3 separate regions of the Homo sapiens genome follow, and all the other regions are linked to region 1. Evidence: chromatin contacts called from ENCODE Hi-C or POLR2A ChIA-PET data. All regions are on one chromosome and are shown on one strand. Each heading gives the region's core, a stretch centred on a gene start or an enhancer-like site at or near the end of the contact. The rest is flanking DNA. Distances are from core to core; before and after follow the strand shown.

Evidence for each region. A loop is a pair of places that touch in the nucleus more often than their neighbours do. ChIA-PET counts read pairs that join two places held with the same protein, here RNA polymerase II (POLR2A). Pooled maps may share reads with other maps.
Region 2: a map of cardiac septum shows a loop between it and region 1 (2.7-fold over the local background). The contact joins the enhancer-like site here to the promoter of CDH11 in region 1. A Hi-C loop is called at or near these places in 8 of 168 maps with a recorded cell type or tissue (IMR-90, cardiac septum, gastrocnemius medialis and 4 more), 1 of 37 single-sample maps with no recorded cell type and 11 of 50 pooled maps. POLR2A ChIA-PET finds 5 or more read pairs at or near these places in 2 of 52 experiments (AG04450 and BJ).
Region 3: a loop to region 1 is called in a map of IMR-90, with 7 times the contacts of the local background. The contact joins the enhancer-like site here to the promoter of CDH11 in region 1. A Hi-C loop is called at or near these places in 1 of 168 maps with a recorded cell type or tissue (IMR-90) and 3 of 50 pooled maps. POLR2A ChIA-PET finds 5 or more read pairs at or near these places in 2 of 52 experiments (AG04450 and HEK293).

Annotation. Positions count from the first base shown.
Region 1 is chr16:65,119,937-65,124,907 of GRCh38, reverse strand. CDH11 (cadherin 11) reads left to right here and starts at 2,845. Exons shown (of 13, transcript NM_001797.4): 1 at 2,845-3,028.
Region 2 is chr16:66,248,121-66,253,091 of GRCh38, reverse strand. The region is part of intron 1 of LOC105371317 (a long non-coding RNA gene); the gene reads left to right. Among named protein-coding and RNA genes, the nearest start is that of CDH5, 120 kb to the left of the region's middle. Within about 2 kb of position 2,336, at least 12 of the 41 ENCODE cell types and tissues checked have a DNase peak (open chromatin) inside an H3K27ac peak, as active enhancers do; they include IMR-90, gastrocnemius medialis, heart left ventricle and 2 more, where a contact is called at or near this core.
Region 3 is chr16:66,128,064-66,133,034 of GRCh38, reverse strand. No RefSeq gene overlaps it. Among named protein-coding and RNA genes, the nearest start is that of CDH5, 240 kb to the left of the region's middle. Within about 2 kb of position 2,379, at least 2 of the 41 ENCODE cell types and tissues checked have a DNase peak (open chromatin) inside an H3K27ac peak, as active enhancers do; they include IMR-90, where a contact is called at or near this core.

The DNA.
Region 1 (4,971 bases), core at 1,596-4,095:
GATACACCCTGTTTTCTTTATCTACTCACCAGCTGATGGGTATTTATGTTGTTTCTTTTGTTTATCTGCTCACCAGTTGATGGGTATTTGTGTTGTTTCCAGATTTTGGCTATTATAAATAAGGCTGCTATGAACATTCTGGTGTGTGTTTTTGTGTGAACATGTTTCCTGTTCTCTTGAGTAGAATCCTAACTTGCTGGGTTGTGCAAAGGGTTATTGACTGCTGCTATACACTAGGTTCCATCTGATTCAGGTGTGTAGTGTCAGTGGAAACTTATCAAGCAGTTTTTAACTTACTTTTTAAAATCGGCTGATGCACCCATTACTAAAGGGATGGTCTATAAAAACAACTGTTGTGATTCGATAAATGCTGAACAGAGAGGAGAGGTCAAAGTCCAGCTAATGTCAGCTGACATGTGGCCAGGTTCATCTTTGGACACGCTTCCAAAAGGGAGTTTATGAAACTTGCTTCATGGATCAAGAGATGTCCTAATCATTACAGATCCCGGGCATCTTTGTATAATATATGTATGATCAGATTGATCGTGACTTCACACTCCCTCTAGGACCACGTGGAAGGGTTGAGAAAATCCAGGCAATAGTTTGTAGCCAAACAAGAGCAAAACTCGAGTACCTCTGAGGGAAAGCCGGACCCCTTGTCCATCCTCTCCTGTGTAAGTAACTTCATTTATAAGCTGAAATGACGCCACCAGATCATCCTATTACCATCACCATGCCTCATTAGAGTGGGGACTTTCGGCGGTGGCTTGGGAAGTACCCAAAGTTTTAGGGGTTACAGCAGAGGCCAAAAAGGCAGACAGAGGAAGCAGGGTAGAGCTCTGAAAAGGTTCAGGGCCAGGGACCCACAGGGGGAGGCAGGAGTGGCAGGCACCACGATCTGCTCTCTGGCGCTCTACAGGAAAGCACCGGGAGTCAATGTCCTCGCGCGTCCCTTGCGCAGAGTGTGGTGCGAGGTTGGGGGGTTACTGGAGACCCAGGGGGCTATCACCTTGGACACCTATGGTGGGGGGAAGGCTGAGGAGTAAGATAACCGGGCAGCTGGAAACTTACAGCTCTTCCCCCGCAGTGGAGGAATGAGGAGTTCAAAGGCCACGTCCACACAGAGGGTGACAGAGGCATCCTCTCCGCGCAGGACGCGGACTGGGGGCAGGCACGCAGCGCCACCCGGATCCTGGAGTCGTCAAGAAAAACGCGGGCGCGCAGGCCGAAGAGGGTAGGTCCCGGGGCAGCCTCGCCGGCACCCGCCCCCGCGGGCGTCTCCCCAAGCCGTGTGGAAACCCGGGCGGCTGCGGGCGCTCGGGACCCGCGGGCTGGTGACCAGGAGCTGGAGGGCAGGGCTCGGCCGCTCTTGCCTTAGCCCCGCACTGGGGTTCCTTCCCCATGCGCTCAGGATCCCAAGCTTTCTCTTCCGTTTTCGGCCTCTTTTTCCGTTAACTCCTGGGCCCGTCTCCTCCCCTCTAGCCCTTTCAAACTGCTTGGCTGTGGCGCCCAGCTTTCCCTCCGCAGCCTCCTTCCCCGTCTTTTTCGCGGGTCCATCTCTTCTCCTTTCCCAGCCTCATCCCCGTCCCCCTAGGCGGTTCCTTTTTAGCCTTCACCCACTGGCGTCTCCACCTTCCTCCGCCTCCTCTCTTGCCTCCACCTCCCACCCTGCAAACTTGTTCAAGCCAGGGGTCCCCACACAGGCATGGTTGTTCCCTGCTGGGTGTGCGGATCCCCACGCCGTTCCCGGTACCGCGAGCGCCCCGCCCAGTCCTTGGCGTGATTCCTAAGCCCCGGCCCTGCCAGCCCTTTCTCCCGGCGACTCGGGGAGGGAGGGCAGGAAGCAGGCCCGGGGAACCCTCACGGTAGCGAGTCGTCAGTGAGGGGAACAGCGGAGGAAGGAGCTAGGACTCCGGCGCTGCGCCCCATTAGGCCCTTTCTCCCGTAGAAACGCACACTCCACCGGGCCCTGGCGGGTCTGTAGCGAGGGAGTGGCAACAAGTGACACTACCGGCGGGGGCCACTGATACCTGGCTGGGGTAGGGGCCAAGGCACCCTCCCAAAAGCTGGAGCGAGGCCGACCCCGGCGAAGCGCTCCCCGCGCACCCCTCTCCGAGGCGTTGCGTGGGGGGCACTAGACGAGAGGAGAGCTGAGAGAGAACGGAGACTGGGCTCTTCCCAAGTCCTAAGTCTCCCTCCCCGCCCGACTTCACCACCAGAGCCACCAGAAGAGTTTGCAAGGGATGGGAGATTGAGAGGGGTGGGGGCTGGGCAGGAGCCGCCAACGTTGAGGGATTTTTGGAAGGTGGGGTGGTGGAGTGAGAAAGAATAGAACGCGCTCCCGAATTCCCAATTGCTTCCCTCACTTGGACGATACCTTCCCCCAACCACCATCCCGGCCCGCCAGGCGAGAGCCCAGCCTGGCCAGCTGGAGCGGATTTGGGGGAAGGAGGAAAATGGGGGCTCCCAACCCCTCTCCAGCTTCCCTCCGCCGCCCTCCCTGATTGGCTGTGCGTCCCTGGAGCCCAACTTCAGTCGCTCCAGACTCCATCTGAGCCCTGAGGGAGTCGGAGCGCCGCGCCACGGGGCGGGAGGGGCGGCCACGAATCCAGGGGTTAGCATCTCTGGGCCCCTGGGGGGAGGGGCGCGGACGGGGTCGGCCCCCGCAGCCTCTGCGAGGCCCATCTCGCTGCCTCTCGCAGCCTCGGCTTCTCTCAGCCCCCGCCCTTTCCTTCCCTCACAGCGGCAGCCTCCCTCCTCCCGCCCCCCCCGCCCCGCACCCGCCTGCCCGCCCGCCACCTCCCCCCGGTTTCTCATTCCTGCCACTAGCGCGCTCGGCGGCTCATTCCGCGGCCGCCGCCAGCTGAGGGGAGCGTCGCGGGCCGAGGAGCAGATGCCGCGGGGGCCGCTCGCAGCCGCCGCTGACTTGTGAATGGGACCGGGACTGGGGCCGGGACTGACACCGCAGCGCTTGCCCTGCGCCAGGGACTGGCGGCTCGGAGGTTGCGTCCACCCTCAAGGGCCCCAGGTGAGGTGCGCCGCCAGTCCCTTCCTCTCGCCTGGTTGGGGCTTCTTGGAATGGGGGGCAGGATTTTCTCAGGAAGAGAATGTCTTGGCGGGGCGGGGTGGTGAGGGGGACGGTGGTATCTGAGTCGAGAAGGCTTCACTAACGCAAAGCAAAAGGGAGGGAGAGATTTGTTTAAAAATCAGAAAGGGAGAAGGGAGCCAGCTGTGGGCGCGGGCAAAGCAGGGGACGGAGGCTTCAGATGTGCGCTCCACGACTCTCCCTGGCTCCGGCCTCCTGTGGGGTCTGCGCCGAGGCCACAGCAGAGGGGGTTTGTACCTGGCTGGGGCAAGAGACTGCAGAGCAGACCTCCGGACACGCCGACTGTCCCCGGTCATATCTCTGGGGAAAGTCGCCCACGGCGCGGTGCCCGCCAGCCCTGCGCCGCTTCCCCAAAGCGGCGACATGACCGCGCTCTGCGGGGTTCTTACTCCATCCTCCCGGATCCCTGCCGAAAGCTCCCCGGGGCTTAGTCCCTGCAGTCGAGACTGCCGGGTAAGCCCGGGAAAACGGAAAGACCCCAGCTCCGGAAGGAGATTGCCCGCACTTTAATAGCGTGGGTTTGGGGCCGCCGACTGTGGTTCTGGGGCAGCAGGCTGCGGTGCGCTACAGCCCTCCAGCCCGAGTCTCTGCGGGAGCTCTGGCGCCCGTTTGTAAGCTCCCACCAGCGCAGGAGTAGGTCCATGAGCGGCCCAGACTCGGGCTCGCCTCTGGCTTGGGATTGGCGAAAGCTGCCAGGGTCAACGTTAACTTTGAGAACCACACCTTCCCGAAACCTGCGCCGCTTCTCGGAGCGCGCCAAGCCTCTCTAGCTCCCGGCACGCACGGCCTCCCTCCCTGCGCTCTGCCCCGGAACGCGAGCCGGGAGGTGGGAAGCACTGAGAAGCTGGCCAGATGGGGAGGACGGCGAGGAGAGCTCCCTTCTCCCCCCTCCCCAACCCAGAGGAACTGTAGGAGGGCCCGCCTCACGCTGTGAAGCGGAGTCCCCAGAGAAAGTGGGGTCGGGGGAGGCTTGCGGGTCCGGCTTCCTTGTCCGTTTTTTTGCCGAGGCCCTGCTTTCGCCCGGGGCTCGCCGCGCCTGCCTCTCCCGGGTGAAAGGTTTTCTAGGTGCTAGAAGAAGCCCTGTTGCTTTTGCTGATAATGCAGTAGGAATTTCATGGGCCATCACACTGCTATTAAGAAATCGCATCTTTTAATTATTTAATACCATCCCTGCCTGACGACGGGTTATCCCTAAGGGATGGGAGTGGGGGGTTGTTCTTGAAACCCGGCTGTATGAGGGTATAGATTTCACTAAAGTCTTCCCCCTTCGTCTCCCCCTAAAGAAATCGTGCTACGATCGCTCTGAAATCTTTTCTTATTTTCTTCTTCTAATCATGGCTATCGGTTTAATATGAGGCAGTAAGTTTTCGTTTTAATCACAGGGAGGCTACCATAATTAATCTGGCTAGAGGACGGATCAATTTCCTCATCACTTGGGCTTGCAGCAGACGTCGATGGTTTTGCGGGGTGTCTGGATTTCCTGGGGATGGGGATGCAGATGTGTTCTCAGGAGCGAGGATCCTGTAGCATCGCATGAGCACATTTGCCAGGCTGGGCTCTGAGCGCTAGAGCCTAATATGTTGGCAGAGAAGAGAAGGGACTGACCTTCTTTTCGTTAATCCTGGAATTGTTTTTCCTACAAATACGTAGGTGCAGACACCAGAACAGAAATATTAACTGCCCAACCCTAGCTGCAGGGAGCCTGGTCTTCTTCCAATAGGACAAAGGAAAAAAAGTTACAAAACAAAGGGACAGAGTTGTGGCCAATACGAGAAGCACTCTGAGGCTCCAGCTACTGAAGTTCCTTAAATGTAATCTCTGATTCCAAGTTTTAGAGTTGGCCAGTGGGCTCTGGAATTCGAACC
Region 2 (4,971 bases), core at 1,087-3,586, 1.1 Mb before region 1:
CAGAAATGCTGGGATTTCAGGTGTGAGCCACTGTGCCCAGTCGATTTTTTTTTTGTTTTAAAATTTTATCAATTGTTGGAAGTATAAATTGTTGTGAGAGTCAAGTGTTGCAATAATTAATTTTGATTATGAGAGTTAATTCGATTTACTAAATCATCTTAAATTTTTTCAATTGACAAATAAATAGGGGGACAGAGTTACAATTAATATAAATATTGAGAGTATTAGCTAGATAGCTTTAGGAAGAATATTATTTCCTTTCTGAGCCAAGCAATGCTTATAAAATTTAAATAATAATACAGAACAGAATAATAGAAATTAGATTATATCACAATTACAATATTTGTAGAACCTGCATTCATAATATTCAACAAAATAAACTTTAATAACTGCTTTTAATTTTTAGTTGTATAATTCTATCTAGGAATTCTATCTAGGTCATGAGGATTTCAAGAAAATATTAGAGTTTTTTTTTATATACTGAGAGAATGAATTAGAAATGGAATGTCACCTTTGCTACCTCAAAATAGGAGGAAAAATTCTGAAGTTATGTATGATGTTCATGATAAAACTGATTCAGATGTAATATAAGAATATAGGTATAAGGAAAAAAAGAAAATCCTAGAGAAAGATGAAGCAAGCCTCAAATATCTTGCTTTTCTCTTGACTTCAGTAGAGAGAGAGAGCATTTATTTAACATCACAAATTTGGCCAGGTACAGTGGCTCATGCCTGTAATCCCAGCGCTTTGGGAGGCCGAGAGGGGCTGATCACTTGAGGTCAGGAGTTCGAGACCAGCTTGGCCAGCATGGTGAAACCCTATCTCTGCTAAAAATACAAAAATTAGCCAGATGTGGTGATGGGTGCTAATAGTCCAGCTACTCGAGAGGCTGAGGCAAGAGAACCACTTGAACCCGGGAGGTGGAGTTTGCAGTGAGCCAAGATTGTGCCACTGCTCTCCAGCCTGGGCAACAGAGTGAAACTCTGTTAAAAAACAAACACACACAAAAAAACCACCACCACCACCAAAAAACAAACACAAATTTAGCTAAGAGGCCATAGGGCCACCCAGTCACTGACAGTTCTGAGAAATTTTTGTTTCTGCCCGAAGACATTGAATGTTCAAAATGTGACTACTGAAATGTAAATAAAAAATAGTAAGATTAAGGAATTTCTAAAACGAAATGACAGCATTGTTCCTGTCTAGATTTGTGACCCCCTCCCAACCCGCCAGTCGCAGCTTTGCTTCCTTCTAGTTTGAAAGCATCCCCAGAGAGAGCCCTCTCCCTCGCCCCTCCCTGTCCCTGCCTTTGCTGGGTGCAGATCCTCTGGATCTGGAAGCAGCATCAGAATCTGAGCATCCCGAGTTGCTTAGCAGCAGCTGGAAGAGATATGAGACCCCAGCATGGACCAAGGCCTTCTGAGGCTTGGACAAATGCTTCCAAAACAAACTGTGAAGTCTTTATTTATTGGATGACTTTATTTGGTGCTTCCTAGGTGCCAAATATCTCACTACATATCTTTCCCCCATTATCTAATCCTACCACCCAGCAATCCATGAGATCATCCCTCTCTGCATTCCCATTTTACAAATGAAAAAACAGGCTCACACAGGCAAAGTAATTTGCCCCAGGCCGCCTGGCCTGTTGGTGGCAGAACCGGGACTTGAACCCTGGCCCTTCTGACTGCAGAACACATCCACTTAACTGCCCTGGTAGCATGCCTTCTCCCAGAATATTCCAGACCGTGCAACCCAGCATTGCCATTTTGCTGACAGAGAAAAGGAGAGGCATAGTTTCAAGGTCCCCACCCAGAAGGTCAGCGGCATTGTTGGTTTGAATTTCAAGTCTGAGCCTGGGGCATGCAGACCAAAGCCAAGTGCAGGGGAACAATATCTGCTTTGTGCATTCTCCATCCCTGGAAGCATCAGGCATGCAGTCCGTTGGGATAGATCCTGCAGGCTTTAGGGAGCTCTCCACCAGGGAAATAGTTACAGAAAAACAATCCATTTGGTGCCAGTTGGAGAGGAAAATGCTGGTTGCTTTTTAATTTACCTTGTGAAATAGCTGCTGCTGGGACGGAGCTGTGGCCACGAGATCACGGGGCTAAGAGCCAGGCACTTTGGCGCTGGATCCCTCCTCTGGATAACATGGGGTGTTTGAGAACACTGTCTGGATGTTTCCTGTTGACACAACTTTGTAAAACTCTCTGAGCATTGTCAAGCACATTCAGGAGCCGGGGCTTTTTGCTTCAAGGCATGTTAATTACTCAGTGAACTAGCAGTGCAGTGGGAGAGGCAGGGTGGGGCTAAGGGGACATCAGCAGTCTGGCTGGAATGAAATGGCCCAGATGTTGTTGCTGCCCCCAGCCGTGCTCTGATACATCCGGCAAACATTCCAGGGCCAGTGCTGTCCAATGGAAACATAATGTGAGCCATGTATATAATTTTGAATTTTTTAGCAGCCACATTAAAAAAGAGAAGGAAACTGGTAGAATTCATTTAAAAATATATTTCATTTCATGTAATATATTCAAAATAGTATCATTTCAACATGTAATCAGTATAAAAACTATTTTTTTTTTTTTTGAGATGGGATCTTGCTCTGTCACCCAGGCTGGAGGGCAGTGGCGTGATCTCAGCTCACTGCAGCCTCCAACTCCCGGGCTCAAGCGATCCTCCCACCTCAGCCTCCTGAATAGCTGGGACTACAGGCTCAAGCCACCATACCTGGCTAATTTTTAATTTTTTTTATTTTTTGTGGAGACAGAGTCTCACTGTGTTGCCCAGGCTGGTCTCAAACTCCTGGCCTCAAGTAATCCTCCTGCCTTGGCCTTCCAAAGTGCTGGGATTACAGGCATGAACCACTGTGCCTGGCCTGTAAAGCTATTAATGAGTATTTTATATTCTTTTTATGGCACTCAATCTTGGACATCCAGTGTGCATTTTATACCTACAGCATGTTTCAGTGTGGACTAGCCACATTTCAAGTGCTCAGTGCTACAGGTGGTATTGCTTCTCTGCCTGTGGTGCAGCTCTTGCCATCCCTCTCTGCTGCTCAAAGACCTTCTGTGGCTCCCGACTTGCCTAACCTGTTGGAGTCAGTCATATACTGCAGTGATTTGTGTTTCGGACTTCCTCTCTCTCCACCACCAAGAAAGGTGGGTACCTTTAAGGAAGAAAAAGAGTTTTTATTATGGTGTCTATTAGGGGCATTTATTATGTATCTACTGTGGGTGCAAAGGGAAGGCTTTCCGGCTTTGCCCTCAGAAGATTTGCTGAAAAATCAACTCACAAAAAGGCAGATTACTAAGAGAAAAGGCAAACAAATTTATGACTACTGTGCACACAGTGAGAATCCCAGTGATTGATCAGTGGGATACAGATGCTTATATACCCTGCTTTCTTAGGGGAAAGGGAGATGGGGAAGTGTGGGTGATTTTAGGGGGATAGTAAGTGATTTTTCTGAGAATTCAGTGGGCTTGAAGAACATACAATAGCCTGCGACAAAATCGGTTGGGTCCGCAGAGCAAACAATGGTTTGTGACCAAAGTCTGTCTAGTAGGTGTGTAGACAGTCTTTGGTTTTCCTTCCTGTGATATGGGTTCAGTTAGTGAAATTTCAGGGAAGGGATCAGAGGTAATTGTTTTCTTCTTTGGGCAAATAAGGGAGCTTCAGCCTGTGCTGTGGGAGAGGTAGAGAATTTAGAGACAGGAAGGTTGGGGAGGAAAAACAATTGCTGTCCTTCGTGGGTCCATCCTGTCTTTATGCAGATCAGGAAAAGTCTCTTCTAGCATCTGTCTCTTTTAGCAAAAGTCTGTTCTAGCATCTGAAGGCCTTCTAAGGACCTTCAGTACAAAACACGCATTATCCCAGGGAGCAGTATTTTGGGGTGAAACTCTTCACACTCCTTTACTACTATGTCCTAGTTTTAAGTCCCTTGACTAATTGTGTTTTCCACAATAAATCTTACTGCGACACATGCCTGCATAAGACATTGCGTTAGGTGCTTTAAGTAATTTTCCTTTTTTTGAGATGGAGTCTCTCTCTGTTGCTCAGGCTGGAGTGTAGTGGCGTGATCTTGGCTCACTGCAATCCTGGGTTCAAGAGATTCTCCTATGTCAGCCTCCCTAGTAGCTGGGATTACAGGTGTGTGCCACCATGTCGGGCAAATTTTTCTTTTTTCTTTTCTTTTTTTTTTTTTTTTTCGCAGAAATGAGTTTTCAACTATGTTGCCAGGCTGGTCTTGAATACCTGACCTCAAGTGATCTGCCCACCTTGGCCTCCCAAAATGCTGGGATTACAGGTGTTAGCCACCACGCCCGGCAGCTTTGTGTAATTTTCTAATTAAATTATCAGTACAACTCCATGAGGTAGGTATTTAATTTCCATTTTACAAATGGAAAATGGAGGCTAAGAGAGCTGAAGTTGAATCCAGATCTGTGGGACTCTAAGTTGCTCTTTTAGCGACGTTGTGCTGAGCCCGGACAGGTTTGGATTCTCAGAAAACATGTATTAAATGTCCTGACTGAGACAACAGTTTCTTGCCTCTTTCTTGGGATGAACAGCAGACGCGTGGAGGCGGCAGAAGGGGCTGGGATGTCTACTGACATGTGTGTTTTTCTTGGTCATCAGGATGCAATATCAGCTTAGGCCCAGGAGTGCTGAGAGCAGCCTCTTTGGGAACTGGGTTGAGCACAGCCAGTGCTCTCAGCAGCCAGGCAACAAATTGGAAAGCCTCAGTCTGTGCCTGATAAATGCCCGTGGGTGGGTTTCCCCTCCCCTCCCGGCATCAGGCTGATAACTGGCGCTCTGCCCCTCCGGCTTCCCGAGACACTGCTATTTACGTGATGCATGATTCACACTCATTTATTGCCAGAGAGTACGATGCTTTGCCTTGGTACTTTATTGAGAGCACAATAAAAATAAAGATGAGCTACTAATAAAATGTCAAAAGAAAATGTCAATTAGTAT
Region 3 (4,971 bases), core at 1,130-3,629, 1.0 Mb before region 1:
GGGCTCCCTGTCAGATTTCATGTGCTGCTCTAAAGCCTATCCACAACTGACAGCAAAGTAGAAGGAACATGGGATCTGCATCAGCCTGTTCAGGTTCTTGCCCAGCAGCTCCACTGTATATGGTTGTGTGGAGGATCAGGATGCCGATGTCCCAGGATCTGAGATGAGTGCTCCTCTAAGTGAGCCCAGTGACACCCATAGAAACTGTGGGAGGTGGGGTGGGCGCCTCCTGCCATCTGGATGCAGTAGCTAGAGCTCAGCTAGGGTGGGTAACTTATTTAGGGTCCCATGGGTAGTAAGTGTGGGGAATTGAGATTCAAGTCTGGAAAATTCTCAGTTCCCGGGACATATGCTACTGAGCAGCCTCTCACCTGACCTCAAGCCTGGTGTGGCTTTTTCTTTAGTTGACAAAGAGGCACTGAATCTCTGTTAATTTGGGGAAGGCACTGCATCTCTTTGTTAATTTCCCTGCTCTGGCTCTTCTCTATCCTGCCTTCCACTCCATTCCTCCTCCTTCAACTTCACCTCCCATTTTCATCCGTTCTCTGCTCAGTTTTCTTTCTGCTTCATCCATGACCTCCTGGAGGCTCCTGGCTTATTATCTTGGAATGACCGAGGACAAAGAGGTCTGCTTCATAAAATTCGAGGGTCCCTGTTAGCACTGAACTTGACATTTGCACCCTATCTGTATCTGATGGGTTCTCTTCCCTCTGTGCCCTACTGTTCCACAGCTAAGCAAACCTCCCCAGGTCCAAAATTCAACTCTGTGTCCCATTTAGTGAATAAGACGATGCTTCTTTGGTGACCCATCCACACCAGGGTGGGTCCTGGTATTAATAATAAAAGATGTCCCAGGTTCCATTGAATCCATTAATGTTTCTAACTTAGCTGACTCATTGTGTAGAATATGCATGACTAATCCATCAAAAAAGAGAATTCTCACATTGCAAATTTTTGTATGTTTATAAGAAAGTTAGATTTTCTTGTGCTTTTCTCCCCACAGCACCTGTCATTCTGGATAAGGATAGCATGTTCATAAAAGGGAAATGAGTGGAGAAGGAGGGAAGGAGTTGTGAGCAAAGCATTTAAAGCGTTGCCAGAATATAAGCAACAGTGCTTCATGTCGTGAAAAACTGAGAAAAGGAGTCTTTATGTACAGGAAGAACTCAGCAGCTGACCTCAAGAAGAAAGGAAAACATCCTCTCTTCACTTTTCTCTGGGATGCCTGTGCCCAGGGTCTTGAGTTTCCGACTGGGGCATAATGGATTTTTGGTGGCCTGTGACTTTATTATGGGTCTTTTCCCAAAGTGTTTTGAAATGGTATGAAAGAGTGTATTCAGTTAGAAACCTTGAGTTCTACTCCCAGGCTACTTAGAGGTTGTTTTGCAAACTTGAACAAGTCAAGTAAACCTGACTTCAACTCTACGCAATGGATTATGCAATGGTTGAAGTTCTAAGCTTGGAAGTTTCCAATGAGAACAAATAGGGGTGGTGAGAGCTGCCCTGCCCCTTTCAGGGACATTAAGAGGGTCACCAGGCAGGTGAATGTGACAGTGCCCTAAAGTTATGAAGAAATCTGTGCAAAACTGTATGTTGTTATAGTTCTTCTTGGGGCTGATGCACCGTGACCCCTTCAACAGTTGATGAATCATGGGATAATTGTTGATGAGTCATGGGATAGGTGCTGCTTCAAGGGATGTGGATGTAGGTTGGACAGAGGCCGACCCCAACTCTCTACTCATTTGCACTGTGCATGGCAAATTTGTTCTGGGAGTTTCTGCTTTGCTCCTGTCTTAAGCCATCAGACCACGTGTTCAGTAGTCCAGCCCTGGCCACAGCCTCTCTGCCTGGCTGGGCCCAGGCTACTTCTAAACTCTCTGTTTTTTTTATTTTATTTTATTTTTATTTTTTTTTATTTCAGATTTTATCCAACATGGATGTCTTGATCCAAGAGAAAAAAAGGGATCCCTTCAAAGTCCTTTCCCCAGTTTCCTGCTTAGTCCCACTCCTAGAGCCCTAGGGGGTTCTGTAGCTCCTCTATATTTTCAGGGAACTGAGCTGAAGCCAATACGAGATTTTAAAAGATACCCTATCCTTAAGCAAAGTGAGTGATGGTGCTCAGCATCCATGCCAACGGTCAAATTTTGGCTGTTTTATTCACATATCTATGTAATTTGTAGTTTTTTGGGGGGTGGGGTGGAGGTGGCTGGACCAACAACAAACAGCTAATCTAAATGAGACATTCCTGGAAAATGAGGCACATAAAGCTTTCTCTTTTCATATCCAAAATGGAATAAACAATTCCACCAGCGACCACAGGAATGCTGCTGGGGCACGAGGGCTTCAGCCTTCCTGATGGTCAGGCACTGACTTTAAGCTTAGACTCTAGAATTTGTTAATGAGAGGCCCTCCTGGACAGGAAGGAAGGAGGCTTGCTTGGGGTCTGATCTGTAAAGCACACTGGTGGAAGCTGTTTACATGCAGCTACACAAGAGGCTTCTTCCTGAGTACCAGGCCACCCTCAGTAAGGCACTGAGTGAGCACCAGGCATCACCAGGAATGAGGTCTCTGCCCCAGTCCTGGCCAAATGGAATAAGCAAACAGACTGAGGGTGTGTCAGTGGCTTTCCTGAGTTCCCGCACCTGGTAAATGATGGAGTTTAGACTTGAAAATTCTGCCTCCTGTCTCCAGGTCCAGGGATCTCTCTGGGACGTCAGAGAAGTCAGTTAATCTCTGCCACTCCTTCCTACCTGGATGTTCAATGAAAAGCCTGTTGGGCTTTCTGAGGACTAGAAGGGGGACACTGCCGAGAATTCAGTGAGGCCAGCCCACACCCCCACCCCTTCTAGGAGATTACCTTTAGATCCTCCAGCCCCAGTCTGCAGCCTCCTGGGCTGATGCTTTCTTTCTCTATTTACAGACACTAATCATTTCCCATGCAATTGAACAACTTAATAAGCTGCGAAAATTTGATAAGACAATTTAATTGTCGGCTTTTACATATCTGCTCAATATAGTTGGGTTTCTAGGGAAGGTGAGTGGGGAATGTGAGCAGAGGCACTTAATTAAAGAACTAAAACAGTGGGGCTAGATTAGAGAGAACTCTGGCAGACACCAACCCTGGACCTACGTCTCTTCTCTCCCCCTTTCACATGGGCCCTTTCTTTGAAATTTTATAAGCTCCATCCTCTGGGTAGTAGCAAAATAGAGATGCAGGCCCAGGCACTTGATGTGCAGTGTGGGGAGCTGACTTTGCATGGGGCGGCTCCCAACTGTTATCGGGGAGCTTTTTCTCGGGCCCAAAGTGGTTGGGTTTTAAGGGGAAGACCTAATTCTGCGTGTATGGTCGTAGCTCAAAGGGATAGTTCAAAATGGCCTCCTCATTGATGGGGAAGGATGGGGGCTGATTATAAAAAATTATAATCATTTTTTTGGTCTTTTCCTCTATCTTTTTGGGGAATTTTATGGCCATTTGGGCAATGCTGCATCATGGAGTATTGATGCCAATTTTAAATCACACATCCTCATTTTATCTAATTGAATTCTCATGCTAACTCTGAAAGGAATAGGAATCATTATTCCTATTTCACAGGTGCAGATCCTGAGACTCAGAGAGGTTAAGAAACTCGCCCAACGCCACACAGCTAGATAAACACCTCAGGATTTAAATAGATTGCAGGGGACACCAACAAGGCTCTGCTCAGATCCCCTCAGATCCCTCTGGCCCATCTGTGCATGCAGTAACATCTGCTTCACCGTTGACTGCTTGAACCTGTGGATCCACTTCACCTAAGAGCACAGAGAGCTGAAAGGGCCTGGAATCCTGTTGCCTCCCGGGCAGCCTGCAGCCAATGAGTAACTGGTGCTGGAAAACAGAAGGCTGCTCCCTTGCTGGAGGTAGGACAAACACTGAGGTGTAATCTATGCTCCAGGGTCCCCCAGGGGATCAGGCTGAGGTTGGGACTTTGCCTAAAATCCCACCCTTGCTTGGTTTCTTCCCTTTCCCTGTTTTTCCTTCTTCTCTCACTCTCTCATTTCTGTTCCTTCTTCCTTAAATAAATCTCCTGCACACAAATTCTCATCTCAAGGTGTGCCTCTGGGCAGCCTGATGTGAGATACAGATGTGTGTTTGACCTCAGCCTGCCCTTTCTGGAGTCCTGCAGCCTCGCCCCTTGTTTTGTGGGGTTATCAGATCTCGCTACGTAGACTCGGGGTACGGAATACATCCAGCTTGGAATTTCTGGGTGCTCGCAAGTTCTCAGTAGAACGCTCTTGGAATGAATTACTTAGCCTCTTTAGGCTGCAGTTTCATCACCTATAAGACAGAAATAGTAATTGTATTGCTCTTAAAGGACTTTTACTTTGTGGAAAGCCAATGAGTCTGCATATGTAGAACACAGCAGCGAGCACATAGTAAGTGGTCGATAAATCTTCATGATTATGATTATCAGTATTCAAGTATTTGCCATCTCGTCAGACCTTGGCTTGTAGTTGGGAGTCAGAAATGAGGTCACTGTGCTGTGAGTTCTTGTTGGGCAGGAATCTGCCATGTGTTCCGTGCACTTTAAGCACTTATTAAAACATTTCGGATAGAAACATTTTCACAAAGGCTGCTCATTACTGTAGCCAGCATTTGCCTACGAATGTCAGGAAAACCATTTTATGATGTTGCTGTAATGTGTCGTGTTCACTGTCGCATTCTCTCTTTCGGTCTCCCTTTCACTGGTGAGACACGTTTGCCAAGCATTTCACAAATGCAGTGGGGGGAAAAGGGAAGAGAGGAAGAGATGGGAAAAGGATAGTGAAGGGAGGAGCAGGAGCAGGCAGCTCGGCGGCATTCCCCAGGCACCGCATTAAGGGCCTGATTAACTTAAAATATTTCCCAGCTTCTGAGGCACTTGATTAAAGTCAATTGGGGGGAAAGAAGATAAGCTCTTACAAGGGCTAATTTGAGGCTTAGAAAACTTGAAT